Regions from separate parts of the Homo sapiens genome. Here region 2 is linked to region 1. Evidence: read pairs that join two places in POLR2A ChIA-PET (ENCODE). Cell type or tissue: GM12878. All regions are shown on one strand. Links, peaks and the distances in the headings refer to the core of each region. The heading gives the core; the rest is flanking DNA. Region 1 has its middle 160 kb from the start of RAI14-DT. Region 2 has its middle 30 kb from the start of RAI14-DT.

Evidence for each region. Peaks named below come from ENCODE experiments on the same cell type or tissue, not always from the same donor. Only the 100,000 strongest peaks of a DNase experiment are listed, where the experiment ranks them.
Region 2: POLR2A ChIA-PET joins it to region 1 with 7 read pairs; 2 of 35 experiments call an interaction of 5 or more read pairs at or near these places.

Annotation. Positions count from the first base shown.
Region 1 is chr5:34,490,845-34,499,180 of GRCh38, forward strand. No RefSeq gene overlaps it. Among named protein-coding and RNA genes, the nearest start is that of RAI14-DT, 160 kb to the right of the region's middle. RefSeq lists enhancers at 70-645, 8,315-8,336. In GM12878, for the core only: no CTCF peak of the experiment used is centred there; DNase peaks (open chromatin) are centred at 3,454 and 4,546; H3K27ac peaks cover 1,143 bases.
Region 2 is chr5:34,622,121-34,630,456 of GRCh38, forward strand. No RefSeq gene overlaps it. Among named protein-coding and RNA genes, the nearest start is that of RAI14-DT, 30 kb to the right of the region's middle. In GM12878, for the core only: no CTCF peak of the experiment used is centred there; no DNase peak of the experiment used is centred there.

The sequences.
Region 1 (8,336 bases), core at 278-8,277:
GCGGGGGCGGGGGGGCGGTGGTGGCTGTGGTGGGGGGGGGTTGGCCCCTCCTGGGCCCTATGCTGGGCTTTCTGGAGGAGCTCCACAGAGCCCGGGCCTATTTTCCCATTGGAGAAACCACTTTTGTGTTCTTAGACACAAACTTTGTTTTTAGTCTATTTGTCCCTTTCTGGTGGGCCATTGATCAGAGGAGCAGCCATGAGGCCCACCCAGCAAGAGCAGGCTTTGCATTTCTCTGGATTTGTATGTGTGTGTGTCTGTGTGTGTGTTTGTGTGTGTGTTTATTGTGGGGTGAGGGTTTCAATCACACACAGGATAGAAGGGAGTTCCCCAGGGCTCCCACCAAACTGCACAACCTTCACAGTAGCCAGTCCTCAGCAGCACTGGCTGTTCTTCTATCAGCTCCTCCTAGATCTTCTCCTTAGGCTTCTGAATGACTCCTCATTCATTTTCTCTGAAAAGAAGAAAAAAGTATCCTCAATTGCACTCATATTAGTGTCTGCCCTCTGGGAGTCGGCTTTTTCTAAGCTGAATGCATGCAGCAGACATGCAGAATAGACCGTGGGTGAGCCAGACGCTGGGGGGATGGCAGGGACAGCGGGAGCAGGCAGCCTGTCTCAAGATGTGGCCCTAGGCAGACTTCAGCGAGTCCTGCAGTAAACTGTTCATTTATTATCCCACAAATATTTACTCCAGAGCCACTAAGTGCTCGAGAGAGATGTGACACCATCTGCACAGCTTTCTAGTGACTGAATCCAGAGGTAAAGCTTTGAGAATCTGCGGCCCTGTGCTGCCAGGCTTAGCCCATGTGTCCCGGAAACCACAGTCTGCAGACAGGGCCAGGCAGCGACGGGGTAAATGGGGGACAAATAAAGATGGTGGAGTGCTGGTGACCTTAGTTCTGCAGCCAAATGCTTGCTCTAACTTCAAAATACCCTCCAACCCATTTGCTGCTCCATATAAACAATAGAGCTTGTCCAGAGCGCTTACAGGGCCTAAAGTCAGAAACGGCTTGAGCCAGAGGAGATTATTACGGTTAACTATTTTATCAAAAAGAGTGGAACCTGATGGAGCATCAAAATCATCGCTACCTTAAGATAATTTAAAAATGACTTTGTGCGGGAAAGGAGAGAGATGAGTTTCTTCCTAAACATGAAGATTAACGTTCTTTTACAGTTTGTAGTCTCACTTTCATGACAGACTAGTCAAAGGGAAATTGGGTAAAATCTTTTTTTTTTTTTTTTTTCTGAGACAGGGTCTTGCTCTGTCACCCAGGCTGCAGTGCAATGGCGTGATCATAGCTGACTGCAACCTCGAACTCCTGGGCTAAAGCAATCCTCCCACCTCAGCCTTTTGAGTAGCTGGGACTACAGGCACACACCACTGTGCCTGGCTCTACTTTTTTTTTTTTTTTTTGCGACCGAGTCTGTCTCTGTCGCCTAGGCTGGAGTGCAGTGGCGCGATCTCGGCTCACTGCAGGCTCCGCCCCCCGGGTTCACGCCATTCTCCTGCCTCGGCCTCCCCAGTAGCTGGGACTACGGGCACCCGCCACCTCGCCCGGCTAATTTTTTTTTTTTTGTATTTATAGTAGAGACAGGGTTTCGCCGTGTTAGCCAGGATGGTCTCGATCTCCTGACCTTGTGATTTTTTTTTTTTTTTTTAAGAGAGATGGGGTCTCCCTTTGTTGCCCAGACTGGTCTTAATCTTCTAGGCTAAAGGGATCCTCCTACCTAAGCCTCCCAAAGTGCTGGGATTACAGGCCTAAGCCACTGCACTCAGTGAAATCTAATTTTAAATTGCAAGTTTTCTGCGTCTCCATCCATTAGTATTTCCCATAAACACAAATATTAAAGTACATTATATCTTAATTCTCTCTTAAGAAGGATTATCCTTTTTTCTGAGTTTATAGACTTGTAATTATAAGGTATTATAATGGATTTCTTTTCTGAAAGGGTGATGATAATGAAAAATAGCTGCTCTTTTTTTAATTTTACTTTAAGTTCTGGCATACATGTGCAGAATGCGCAGGTTTGTTACATAGGTATACACGTGCCATGGTGGTTTGCTGCACCCATCAACCCATCACCTATGTTAGGTATTTGTCCTAATGCTGTCCCTCCCCTAGTCCCCCACCCCCTGACAGGCCCCAGTGTGTGATATTCCCCTCCCTGTGTTCATGTGTTCTCATTGCTCAACTTCCAATTGTGAGTGAGAACGTGCAGTGTTTAGTTTTCTGTTCTTGTGTTAGTTTGCTGAGAATGAGGCTTTCTAGCTTCATCCATGTCCCTGCAAAGGACATGAACTCATCCTTTTTAATGGTTGCATAGTATTCCATGGTGTATATGTGCCACATTTTCTTTATCTAGTCTATCATTGATGGGCATTTGGGTTGGTTCCAAGTCTTTGTTATTGTGAATAGTGCAGCAGTAAACATACATGTGCATGTGTCTTTGTAGTAGAATGATTTATAATCCTTTGGGTATATACCCAGTATTGGGATCGCTGGGTCAAATGGTATTTCTGGTTCTAGATCCTTGAGGAATCGCCACACTGTCTTCCACAATGCTTGAACTAATTTACACTCCCAACAGTGTAAAAGTTTCCTATTTCTCCACATCCTCTACAGCATCTCTTGTTTCCTGAGTTTTTAATGATCACCATTCTAACTGGCATGAGATGGTATCTCATTGTGGTTTTGATTTGCATTCCTCTAATGACCAGTGATGATGAGCTTTTTGTCATATTTTTGTTTGGCCACAGCTGCTCTTTTTAAATCTTCTTATATTAAAAAATTGACAATCTTATGTTGGCCGCTGCTATGGTTCAAACGTTAGTGTCTCCCCAAAATTCATATTTTGAGATCTAATCCCCAATATGGCAGTTAAAAGAAGTGGGGCCTTTAGGAGGTGATTGAGTCAAAAGGATGGATCCCTCATGAATGGGATTAGTGCCCTTATAAAAGAGGTCCAAATGAGCTTATTCACCTCTTCCACAGCATGAGGACACAGTGAAAAGTTCATCTCTGAACCAGAGAGCTAGTGCTCAGCAGACACGGACCCTGCTGGAAACTTGGTCTTGAACTTCTCAGCATCCAGAACCATCAGAACTGAATTTCTATTGTTTATAAGCCACCTAGGTTATGGTATTTTGTTACAGCAGCCTGAACAGATTAATATTTTTAAAATTTTTTTATCCTAATATTTTTTAATGTCACAGCAAACCTAGAAGTGCCTCTTTTTCACACCCTCCTATCCCCCCCAAAAAAATCAAGAAACAGAAATGCAGCCCTATGTGTGATAAACCTATGTAATATTTGCAACCCCAACTGCGATATCTGATGAAAGAATGCCAAACCCACTGCAAGTCAAACAGGAAGGCAGGGAGGAGCTGAGAGAGGTGGGGGACACCAGAGAGTAGGAGCCAAGTTTAGCCCCTGTGAGAAGTTGAGAATGTGGTGCTGAGAGAGGATTCACTCAGATTCAGATTCACATATGCACAGGAAGCAGTCTATCTGGGAGACAGGAGGAAGCAAGCGTTTCCACACTGCATTATGAGTAACTCTGCAGCTGCTGTCAATTATCTGGAGAGAAACACAGGCTAAACTATTCACCCACCCAAACAACCCCAAGTCATAAGAAACAGCACAGTGATCCAGGGAGAATTCCTGCTAGCTCTGTGTGTCAGTTATCAATTGCTGTGTAACAAACCATCCCCACAACATAGTGGCTCAAAACAACTATTTTACTGGCTAAAGACCCTGTGGGTAAGCAGTTTGGGCTGTGTTCAGTCAGACAGTTCTTTGGGTGGTCTCCCTCAGGGTCATTCATGAGGCTGTAGTCCTCCTCTTCTTTGAGTGTCTCTGGATGTGACCTCCTTCATGTGTCCCGCAGTTGGAGCTGGAAAAACATTTTGCTGGCCTCAGACTTTCCCCATAACAACCTACAAGACTAGAAGTCAATAGCACAATGCCTTCCAGGTTTCAAGAGAAAAAAGTAACCTAAAAAGAAAGCTATAGTACGATGTTTTTGAATGTACAAGAATTCAGGGAATATAGTTTCCATATGCTCTCTTTGAATTAATCACTAGGGGAAGAAAAGGTGAGGTTTAGTCATGGGCTGAACTGGGTCTCACCCCCTCCAAATTCATGTGTTCAAGTCCTAAACGCTGGTACCTCTGAATGTGATATATCTGGACATAGAGACTTCAAAGAGGTAATTAAGATAAAAAGAGGTCATATGGAAGGGTCCTATTCCAATATGACTGATGTCCTTATAAGAGGAGGGAAGTTAAACACAGACAATTACAGAGAGAAAACCACGGCCATCTATCAATGAGGCAGTCCTCAGAAGGAACCAACCCCACTGACTTTGATCTTGAGTTTCTAGCTTCCAGAATTGTCAGAAAATAAATTCCTGTTGTTTAAGCCACACAACCTTTGGTACTTTGTTCTGGCAGCCCTGGCTGGCTAATATGCCGACCAAGAACAATTACTTAAACTAATGAAAACAGAAGAGGGATGAGCATTGAACCGTTTCACCATAGGACCAACTCTAAACCAAATGTGGTTAATAAATTGCACATTAAGGCCAGGTGTGGTGGCTCACACCTATAATTCTATCACCTTGGGAGGCTGAGGTGAGTGGGTCACTTGAGCCCAAGATTTCGAGACCAGCCTGGGCAACATGGCGAAACACTGTGTCTACAAAAAATACAAAAATTAGCCCAGCATAGTGGCTCACACTTGTAGTCCCAGCTATGTGGAAGGCTGAGGTGGGAGGATTGCCCAGGAAGAGGAGGCTGCAGTGAGCCAAGATTGCACCACTGCACTGCAGCCTGGGCAACAGAGTAAGACTCCGTGTGTGTGTGTGTGTGTGTGTGTGTGTGTGTGTGTGTGTGTGTGTGTGTATTGAGAGACAGAGAGAAAAAACATTTAGCAGAATTTCTCTAAGTGCATAAACCTGATTTTAAGAGACCTGGGGTCCAGTTGTGCCCAGGTCTCCAAGTAACACCTACCTTGGGCGAGTCCTTTGGGTTCTCAAGTTAGTTACACTTTGCTCCATGGAAACGAGTGACTTTCAAAGTGGGCTCTAGAGAATATTAGGCATTTGGCATGAGAACCTCAGGAACTACCAAGAGGATCAGGGAGCGAGTCTGTGGGGCCTGGACCCTTCCCCACTTCTCGGGCACCCCCATGGGCTTCTCAGTAAGATTTCACTGGAGGGCAGGTTACTGTGGCTTAAGAAAACCTGAACACCTGCAAACTGGTCATTTCTGAGTTCTGTTCCTAGTCAAAAGCCATCAGCATTTTAAGTTGTGTTTCGTACCTTTCGCCTTAAGAAAATGCAAGGTCTGTTGAGTAGTTACATGGGATTTGCCTGAAAGTGGGGGTGTTAGCAAGTGTGTTGCTACCCAAGGCCTACCACGGGGGCAGAAGCCAAGCCTGGCTCCCTCTCTTTCAGGACGGGGCCTCCTGTGGGAAGTGGATGCTGCTGCCAAGGACCGAGAGGTGATTGACTGAAGAAGCTGCATAGGGAGGGAATCTCGGGAGCTGGCTGCCAGGCTCTGGAGTGCCCTCAGAGGAAGAGCTCGGAGTGACCGCTCATCCTAGTGGGCAGAAATAGGAAGGCAGGGAGGAATAGGAGAAATAGGAAGCAGATCTTCAGCATCGGTCCCTTCCCCTCCTCCCCAGCTCACGGCTTGGTTCTCACAACCAAACCTCGGCGGGGCTAGAAATTCTCGCTCACAAGCCAACAAACGGCAAGTAATAGCTTCTAAAAGGCTCGCCTAGGATTTCTCCTCAAACTATCCTTGAAGAGCCCACCTAGAAGGTGGCATCCCCCACATACTCGGTACCATTGCAGGCTACACTCTTTTAGGAGTAGAACGCAGTCTTTGCTCTCTGTCAGGACTTCTGAAATGTTTTTATTGGAGCTGGAGGCTGTTTTCAAGGTGTGTGGGGGTGGGTGAAAGGGGAGGAGTAGCCACATACCACATGAATAGCCACTCAGAATTGTCTGAGGAGAGACTGACAGAAGGTTCCCCTGGGACTCAAGCAGTTGTTTCTTTTCCAGGAAATTTCAGACAAGTTCATAGACCACCATGAGCTTGCAAATAAACTGTTAATAAAGAGACTTCCAGATGGGCTGGAGCAGGAAAGGGGAAACCCTGAGGCCGTTCAGCAAACAAAACAGAAAAACAAGGTGGGATCCAGAAGACAGGGAGGCTGAACGTTAACCTGGCTGGGGAGACCATGGGCCACAGGAAATTGTCCAGCGCTCACGCTGCAGAGGCTCTGAAGGCAGAGGACCATCAGGCTCTGGCAGCCAGCCAGGGTGATCGAGGTCTATTTGACTGGGCTTCAAATGGCTCCTTGGAGACCTAGTGTTGGACAAGAATTGAGTAGAGCAGCCAGTTGCCTGATGTGAGTCCCCACAGCACAACTTGGATGTGTTTTTCATGTGATTTAAGAGCTCTGGTTGCCTCTCAAAGGGAACAGAGTGCAGCTGGCCCATAAAGCTGTCGTTGTTTGGGGTTTTGGAAAATTCTCTTCTGAGAGGGTCAGAACAACCCTGAGTCGTGACCAGGGCCAGAGCTCAAGCTACTCAGGGAAACCGCGGTCCCAAGGGTGGTGGGGTCAGCCAGCCAAACACCTAATCAGGGCTGCAGCTTTCCACATGGGTGGGAGCCTGTGCATCGGTCTCACAGGGTCTCAATTCCACTTCCTAGGTGGTCTGAGACCTAGCAGTTCTCCAAGAGGAGGCAATTACTGTAAGCGGGGAAGCAAGGAGAAGCGGGGAAGCAATGATTCTACTGATGGTCCACACCAGTCCCACACTTTGTCATGGAAGATTCAGTTCCAACAAACCCCACAGGCAGGAATTCAACTCCCAATGGAGCTAGAAACTTCTACTTCTTTTTTTTTTTTTTTTTGAAACAGAGTTTTGCTCTTGTTGCCCAGGCTGGAGTGCAATGGCGCGATCTCAGCTCACTGCAACCTCTGTCTCCCGGGTTCAAGTGATTCTCCTGCCTCAGCCTCCTGAGTAGCTGGGATTACAGGCATGTGCCACAATGTCCAGCTAATTTTTGAATTTTTAGTAGAGACAGAGTTTTGCCATGTTGGCCAGGCTGATTTCGAACTCCTGACCTCAGGTGATCCACCCACCTCGGCCTCTCAAAGTGCTGCGATTACAGGCATGAGCCACTGCACCCAGCCTTCTACTTCTTAAATAATATTTTCTGAAACCCTGAGATGTTGCAACGTTGTTCTACTCCCACTCCAATTTAGAACATCACTCAGTTATTTATTTCTTTATTCATTTATTTGGCAAATATTTAATACTCGCTGGATGTAAAACAACAGCAACAACAACAATAACATGGCCTGGCACTGTGCTAACCACTACAGTGAAAGAACAGATACAGTTCTCCTCTTTATAGATCACACAGTATCGTGGAGGAAACAGGTATTATTTCTTTTATTTATGTAATACTCGCATAATCTCTGCTATGCACAGAGCACTGCTCTAAGCACTTTACAAATATAAACAGTTAATCCCCTCCACAACCCTATGAAGTAGGTGATATTAATATCTCTATTTTTACAGATGAGGAAACTGAGGCACCAGACATTAAAATAACTTTCCCGGGATCACACAGCTGGGAAGCGCTTAAATCCAGGTAGTCTAGCTCCAGCACTCAGGCCCTCAAATGCTACAGTTAGGCTGCCTTTCAAGCAGATAAATGCTAATCAATAGACTATCCAGAAATGAAGACTGTGCTCGGCACTCTGAAAGAAAGCCAGGAAAGAGCAAGGGGATTTTTCACATTGGTTGAGAGTCAGGGTAGACTTCTCTGCAGAAGGAACAGAAAGGAGGAAGATTGCTCCAAGCAGGGAAAATTGCAAAAGTAAAGGCCCTTGAGTAAACAAATCTTAGTGAATTCAAGGACCTTCGAAAGAGGTTAGAGTCATCAGAGGGCAAAGGGCACATGAAGAGATGAGGTTGCAAGGGAAAAGGGTACGCAGTGTCAGGCCAGACTCAATTTTGTTTGGTGGTTCTCAAAGTAAAGTGGAAAAAAGGGCCGATCTTTAGGAAAACAGCCATAGGAAATAGAATGATCAAGTAGGGGAGCTTCATGTTTTCATTTTGAGAAGGGCCCCTGATATGATGTGGCTCTGCTTCCCCACCGAAATCTCATCTCAAATTGTAATCCCCATATGTTGACGGAGGGACCTGGTGGGAAGTGATTGGATCATGGGGGTGATTTTCCCCATGCTGGTCTCGTGATAGTGAGTGAGTTCTCACCAGAGCTGGTGGTTTTAAAGTGTGGTACTTCCT
Region 2 (8,336 bases), core at 39-8,038, 130 kb after region 1:
TGTCACTGATCTCTTACAAAACTTGGAAGGAGCAATCTCCTTTCGTAGGCAGGATTCATATAAAACAGCCCAACTCAGTTCTTGTTTCTTTGTTTGCTCCATGTTTGGTTATAATTAAGTGTTTCATTCTTGAGGTTTCTTATCCACAGAGCTTCCCTGTAGAAGAGTTACCAGAGAATTATTTCTGCCTTTGCAAAGCAGGGAAGAGGTTCCCCCACCCACCTCTGTCTGAGCATTAAATCCCAGACACCAGCAGTTGGACTGAGCCCCACTTTCCAATCCTTTGATATTCCTTCCAATATTTTAGGGTGCAAGTCACCAAAACCAGAAAATCTTTATTGTAATTTTTTAAATTGCTGTTTGTTTAATTGATACCGACAACTAGTATTTCCTTCTTTAACTTTTCTATTTTAGGTTAGACCATGGAAGTTAAAGCAATGTGTGGAGGAAGAGTGTTGTGAGAAAAGAGAATATTAGAAGTAACTTTTATTTTTGGAGATTTTGAAAATAAATAGAGGGAAATGAGATAACCTCATGAAGGAAAGTAAGACTTAAGATCTGGAAGAGATTGAGTAGTTTCCTCATGTAAGGAAACCATAAACATGAAAGGTATCATGGTGACTTGAGTTGGGTTTTGAGAATGAGAAACTTGCTTTCCTCTCGGGCCTCCCCCACAAGTTGGGGAAGCCCACCTGCATTTTCAGGATGCTGGTCCCATGCCCAACCCAAGCATGTAAAATGGAAGAAATGAGCCCAAAGGGGAAGATTGGAAGCCCCAAAATGATCCAGGCTTTTCTCACAACTTAACTTGGTACATCGTGGCCCCAAATGAGAGCATAAAGTGAACCCAGACAACCATTTAAGTGGTAGACCTTGAAAAGAGCATGCTGGCTCCAGATTTTCTCACAGCAGCCTGCAGTTCTTCCCAAGGCTCTTTTCTGTGAGTTAGCTCATTCGAACTTCCTCCTAAAATGTCATGAGCTATCTGGGAGGAGTACATCGCAATGCCATTATTACCCATTATAATTTTAATTTGACTTGATTTCTCACATCATGGGTGCTGTGGACTGAATGTTTGTATCTCCACAAAGTCGATAAATTGAAGCTTTATTTCCCAGTGTGATACTATTAAGAGGTGGGGCCTTTGGGAGGTAATTAGGTTGTGAAGGATGAGCCCTCATGATGGGATTAGTTCCCTTATAAGAAGAGACATGAGGCCGGCTGCAGTGACTCATACCTGGAATCCCAGCACTTCGGGAGGCTGAGGTGGGAGGATCACTTAAGCCCAGGATTTGAAGACCAGCCTGAGCAAATATAGTGAGACCCTCCTCTCCATAAAAAAATTTTTTTGGCCAGGTGTGGTGGCTCATACCTGTAATCCCAGCACTTCGGGAGGCTGAGGTGCGTGGATCACAAGGTCAGGAGATCGAGACCATCCTGGCCAACATGGTGAAACCCCATCTCTACTAAAAATACAAAAATTAGCTGGGTGTGGTGGTACATGCTTGTAATCCCAGCTACTCAGGAGGCTGAGGCAGGAGAATTGCTTGAACCAGGGTGTCAGAGGTTGCAGTGAGCCAAGATAGCGCCACTGCACTCCAGCCTGGCAGCAGAGCAAGACTCTGTCTCAAAAAAAAAAAAAAAAAATTTTTAAGTTAGCTGAGTGTGGTAGCATGTGCCTGTGGTCCCAGCTACTTGGGAAGCTAAGGTGGGAGGATCACTTGAGCCTGGGAGGTTGAGGCTGCAGTGAGCCCTGATCACACCACTGCACTCCAGCTGGGTGACAGAGTGAGACCCTGTCTCAAAAAGAGGAGATATGAATACGTACAACTAATATATAATCAATTTTTTAATTATTTATTTATTTATTTTTATTTTATTTATTTGTTATTTTTTTTGAGATGGAGTCTTGCTCTATCGCCAGGCTGGAGTGCAGTGGCACAACCTCGGCTCACTGCAACCTCCGCCTCCTGGGTTCAAGCGATTCTACTGACTCAGCCTCCTGAGTAGCTGGGATTACAGGAGCCTGCCACCATGCCCAGCTAATTTTTGTATTTTTAGTAGAGACGGGGCTTCACCATGTTGGCCAGGATGGTCTTGATCTCTTGACCTCATGATCCGCCCACCTCAGCCTCCCAAAGTGCTGGGATTGCAAGCGTGAGCCACCGTGCTGGCCAATTTTTTTTTAAATAAGAGATATGAAAGAAATCACCTGTTTCTCTGCCACATGAGGAAACAGCAAGAAGGCAGCCCTCTGCAAACCAGGAAGAGAGCCCTCACCAGGATCCAAATTGGCCAGTACCTTGATGTTGGACTTTCTAGCCTCCAAAACTGTGAAAAATATTTTTTTGTTGTTGTTTAAGCCACTGGTTCTATGGTATTTTTGTTATAGCAGCCTGAACTAAGGTGAAGATTATGGGGGAGAGTATAAATAAGAGGAACAGTGGACTGCTGTGTTTTAATATCATTGGTAGGCATGGTCTGAGAGTGGCTGGCTGCAGAAGAGGCCCTGGACAGACAGGGGTTGTCCTGCTCAGAAGTGTGCACACTGCTGGTCTGAAAGCGAAAGATCATCCATCTCTCATAGGATTCACAAGTCAATCATTAAGCAAGCATTTACTGAGGACCGATATGATGTGCCAGGCACAGTTCCAGGCACCGTGAACCCAAAGAGTTCTCCAAGATACATTCCTCAGGTAAACAGGTAATTAGGCCACCACATGCTAAGTGGGAAGATACAGATATACACAGGAAGCTACAGGAACACAAGGTGTGGGACTGAGCCCAACTCAGAGGGAGTGCTGGAAGATTGTTAGGACAGGCTCCCTGGAGGAGGTGATAGCTGAGCCAAGGTATTTTCCATAGCAGAGATTACCATATTTCACCGATTATGAGATGCACTTTCTTTTCCACATTGTAACATCTCTAAAACTGGGATTCATCCCATAATTGATGGAGACTTGCCATAGCTCTGATTGTCATTACCTGCACACAGGTAAATTCGGTCATTTTGTCATCAATTCATTTGAGTTATTTGCAACATTAGTACTACGCAAGTGGAGTTTAATCGCCATTTAAAATATCTTCAAAAACATTAGATATAGTTTGGTGTTACAGCAAAAAAAAAAAGTCTACACAGAAAAGTATAGGAATAAAGGAGCTTACATTGGATATTAACAAAGCAGATATTTATGGAGGAATGACCAGAGTTGTGTATTTGTCACAAGTATTTTAATAGAATCAAGAAGAGAAGATACCCACAAGTATGTGAAGCTGTGTTATATTTTGTTACTAAGATACCAAAAAAAAGAATTGTCTATCACACACTAAGCAACACAGCTAAAGGCAGGAAAGTTGCCAAACCCAGAGGAATATACACAGGGAAGTATCAAATGAGCAAAGGCTGGTGGCACTAATTTCATGCACGAGCAGGACTGTTCTTAAAGCATTATATCACAGTTTAATGGGCAGAGTGGTGTTTTTCTTTTTTGGTGATAAATAAACCAGCCAATCAATGGTACCTTAATTTGATATATAGTGGGACATTTGGATCAAGGGACAGAAACCCACCCACTTTAACTTAAACCTAAGGCAGTGGTGTGCTAGAGCCAGCTCGTGTAAGCTCACAAAAGATGAGTATATATGCACAAGTCTACATGTAGTGATGTTACAATAGCGTAAAATAGATCATGGGGGGAGTATTTACATCTTGGAAACTGGCAAGTGCTACAAATCAAGGCTTTGTTATTTGTTTGTTTGCTTTTTAAGAGCTGTTTTACCAGCACACCACTGCCAGAGGGGAATTTGTGGATTATACAGGCATAGCTCACGGAAGCTTTACTAGGGTTTGGAACCAGGTAATGTAAAGTTATCAAGAACAATGACAAATCTTTTCTATGTTTATTTTCCTCTTGGTGTCTCTGGAGCCACATGGTGTCTCTTGTCTTCTTAGATCTCTTTGGTCTTCTCTCTCGGGAGAAAATGGCCACCTCTGGAACAATCAGGTTTGCGTAAAATCATACAGTCAGGCGTCACATAATAACACTGCAGTCACTGATGGACCATGTATATGACAGTGCTCCCAAAAGATATAATGGAGCTGGGAAATTCCTGTCGACTGATGATGTCATAGCTGCCCTAACATCTAGCACAACACATTACTCATGGGTTTGTGGCGATGCTGGTGTAAACAAACCTACTTTGCTGCCAGTCATATAAAAGTAGAGCACATACATTTCTATACAGTACATAATACCATAATACTTGATAATATAATAAACGACTATGTTACTGGTTTATGTATTCACTATACTATACTTTTTGTTGTTATTTTAGAGTGTACTCCTTCTACTTATTTAAAAAAAAAACAACAAGTTAACTGCAAAACAGCCTTAGGCAGTTCCTTCAGGAGGGATTCCAGAAGAAGGCATTGTTATCATAGGAGATGATAGCTCCATGCATGTTATTGCCCCAGAAGACCTTCCAGTCAGGCAAGATGTGGAGGTGAAGACAGTGATATTGATGATCCTGACCCTGTGTAGGCCTAGGCTAATGTGTGTGTTTGTGTCTTCATTTTTAACAAAAAAAGCTTTTAAAGTTTTAAAAAACTGTTCTTAATAGAAAAAAAGCTGATAGAATAAGGATATAAAGAAAGAAGACACCTGTACCTCTGCACAATGGGTTTGTATTTTTCTTGTTTTGTTTTTACACTCCTGCCCCTCCCCCAGGTTCTGTGTTTGTGTTTTAAGCTAAGCGTTATTACAAAAGAGTAAAAAAAAAAAATGATGAGTATCTCAAGTTCATTCTTTTTTTTTTTTTTTTTTTTTTGAGAGAGAGTCTCCCTCTTTCTCCCAGGCTGGAGTGAAGTGGCGCGATCTCAGTGTGATCTCAGCTCACTGCAACCTCTGCCCCCACATTCAAGCGATTCTCCTGCTCAGCCTCCCGAGTAGCTGGGATTACATGTGCCCACCACCACACCTGGCTAAATTTTGTATTTTTAGTAGAGACAGGGTTTTGTCATGTTGGCCAGGCTGGTCTCAAACTCCTGACCTCAGGTGATCCACCCACCTCAGCCTCCCAAACTGCTAGGATTACAGGCGTGAGCCACCATGCCCGGCTGAGTTCATTCTCAAAGGAAATTGGTTAGGGTGAAAAAGTGAGCTAGAAGTGTGTTTCAAGCTGAAGGAATAGAAAATACCAAGGCACTTAGAGTCCCTAGAGCAAAAATTGGAAACTAGGCATGGTAGAAGATGAGGCTGAAGAGGAGGGCAAAGGCCAAGCATGAGGGCCTCATATCCCATGTTGAGGAGCTTGGATCTTATTCTGCACATGACAGAGTTTCAAAGACCAAAGATATCAAGCCTGGGAGACCTGAGGTCTAGATCTATGTTCCCAGTAGGCACACAAACTCCTGCAATGTATCAAGCTGCAATGAAGAGAACTGTCAAGGCAATTGGAAGCTTGAAATGTAGACATGCCCATCAACTGAGTCGTTCCATAATGTGAGCAAGTCATTTACTCTCCCAAAGCCTCAGTTTCTTCGTCTACAAAATAGAGGTAGCTAATACCTACCCTCTCACTACCTCAAAGGGTTGCTGGGAAGGGAAATTACATAATTTGTGTAAAAACCCTTTTAGGAGAGTAAAACATGGTTCAAGGATAAGGTACCTACTCATGTGTAAAATGAGGGGGTTGGCCTTGATGGAATCTAATGTTCTTCAACTTCTAAAGTTTTACAACTCTGTTATTATCCTTATTATCTGATGATCATGATAAAATTATGGGGTTTATGGACCTGAAACACCCTCCTCTCATCTTGCCAAGAAAACTGAATGTGAAGCTCTTAGTCTGGGAAATACCACTTCCTACGTGGTTGTTTCCACAGAGACACCAGTAACCATAAAGTTATGCAGGAATGTGAACTGTTTGGGTTTGAATAGGAAAAGGAAATTGATTTATAAACCAGGAAGATAACCAAACCTCTAAAAAAGAACAAAGGTTTTCTCTCTGTACATTACATGTAAATATGTAACAGAATCCCCCATTTGGTAACCTCTCTGCTTTTTAAAATATTACATATCATGCTACACTGAAATGCCAAGTGACTTAACAGTAGCTTTAGAAAAGTGTGGATAAAACTTAGAGGTTTAGAATGATGAGATCCGGAGGCTTTTTCCTTTCCTAAATTGCCCTTCAGCCACAGTGTTTCACGTTCATTAACTCTTGTGTCTTAGAAAGGGAAAAAGGAAACAATCTCCTTCCTAAAGATATTTCATCCAATGTGGTACAGTTGATGATCAATAATAGATTGGAACCATTGCAACACGCCCAGAAGGCTTCTTATGTGTTAGGCACCAGGCTGACTGCTTTATTTGCATTCCCTCACGTAGTCCTTACAAAATCCCTAATGAACCATGCACTTTATAACCATGGCCCCATTATACAGATGAGACACTGAGGCTCAGATAGGCTAATTGGCTTGCTCAGGGTCCCATAGCCAGCAAGTGGTGCCACTGGAATTGAAAGTCACAGAGCCAGAATTCATCAACCTTGCTATCACCTTGTGATAGCTTGTCTCTGACTGTTTAAATGTGATTCCCTAAAAACAATTTTTCCAGAACAAAAATTAACTTCCTGACCCGTATGGAGGGTGGGGAGAGTGGTTGGAAAAGGATCACAATAGAAATAGAGGCTCTGTGACAATTAATTTGTAACAGTTAAGAAAGAATGAGTGGCATGTTCAATGTTCTCAGTAGATACAAACAATCAATGTTTTCCAGAACAAGCCAGCCTGAAACATCAGAGGCATTAAGTCTCAGGAAAGGCTCAGACTTTCAAAAACCCCTTTGCTCCATAAGTAGATGGCAGGCCTCCTCATCCCAGCTAGCAAGGATTTGAGAGAAGACAGGAATTCTTTATCCAAAACCTGGTCCCTCTCTTAGTGGTTGACCAAAATATCAATTGCAGCTGTTTCTTCCTATAGTCCAGAGTGATAACATTTGTGGAAAGTGAATGAGACCCTATGAAAAAAATTTTCTCCTTATTTTTCCAAGCAAAACCCTCTAATCAAATATCTTTCTTTCACATACATTTAAACAGACTTTTAAAATACACTCAGAGAAAACCAAAAAAATCACATTAGATACTCCTTTTCTTTGGTTAACCATAAATATTTGTGAGGCATAAAAGCCCATAGTAGAGAGGAAAGTAATAATGCAGCTCAATAATTTACTGCTATTTCTAGAACATAATTTCCAAGTAAAGAGATTAAGTGGCATGCATTTATTGAGCATTTACTAAGTACCTAGCTGCATGGGATTAAAAATAAGGGCAGTAAGATCTTAATTAACTGATGTCTGGGAACTGAATTTTGTAAAAACAAAGGACCAAACAAGATTTTGATATAAACTCTGCAAGCAAAACTGCCTAAGGGTAGGAAAGAACATTTTATTTTATTTTTAATGTAATTTAAATTTTTTTAAGACACAGGATCTTGCTCTGTCACCTTTGCTAGAGTACAGTGGCATAATCGTAGTTCGCTGCAGCCTTGAACTCAAGTGATCTTTCCACCTCAGCTTCCCGAGTAGCTGGGACTACAGGTCACACCTTTATGCCCAGCTAATTTTTAAATTTTTTATAGATATGGGATCTTGTCATGTTGCCCAGGGTGGTCTCAAATTACTGGCCTCAAGCAATCCTCTCACTTCCATGTCCCAAAGTACTGGGATTACAGGCATGAGCCACCACACAGAACCAGAAAGAACATTTTAAAGGGATGAAGATTTGCAAAGTGACCCTCTCTTACCGAGTTCGTCTTTGGGAGTTCTTCCACCTCATCAGAGAAATACCTGTATCTTTTCTCAAATTCTCTTTGCTTCTCTTTCACTCATCAGATACTGTAGTGGGCTCCCTGAAACTCTGGCTAGGAGCAGAGAATGCAAAGAGGCAATGGAGGCCACTGATGAGCTATGCTTGTAACCAGTATTAACATAAGCCCTATCACTGCCCTCCTCTCCCCACCTCCCCAGTCAAAACAGAATATGATAACCAGTCATTCACACTGATGAATGGATTGGCCAATTACAAATCAGACAAAGTTCATTCACACTAAAATGTGATCTCCACCATGTTTTGCATTTTAAGTCTGTTTCTTCCAACTTTGGGAAAGGAATTTCAGACACCACAAAGCAGGCTTTAGGATGAAGGAAAGGAGCCTAGAATCCCCCTGTCCTGCTTATCTAGCTGGCCCTGAAAGTCTCAGCTCAAGTGTCACCTCTTCAGAGAACCCTTTCACGACACTCTTTCTAATGTTGTTCCATTACATTAAACTGTTTTAT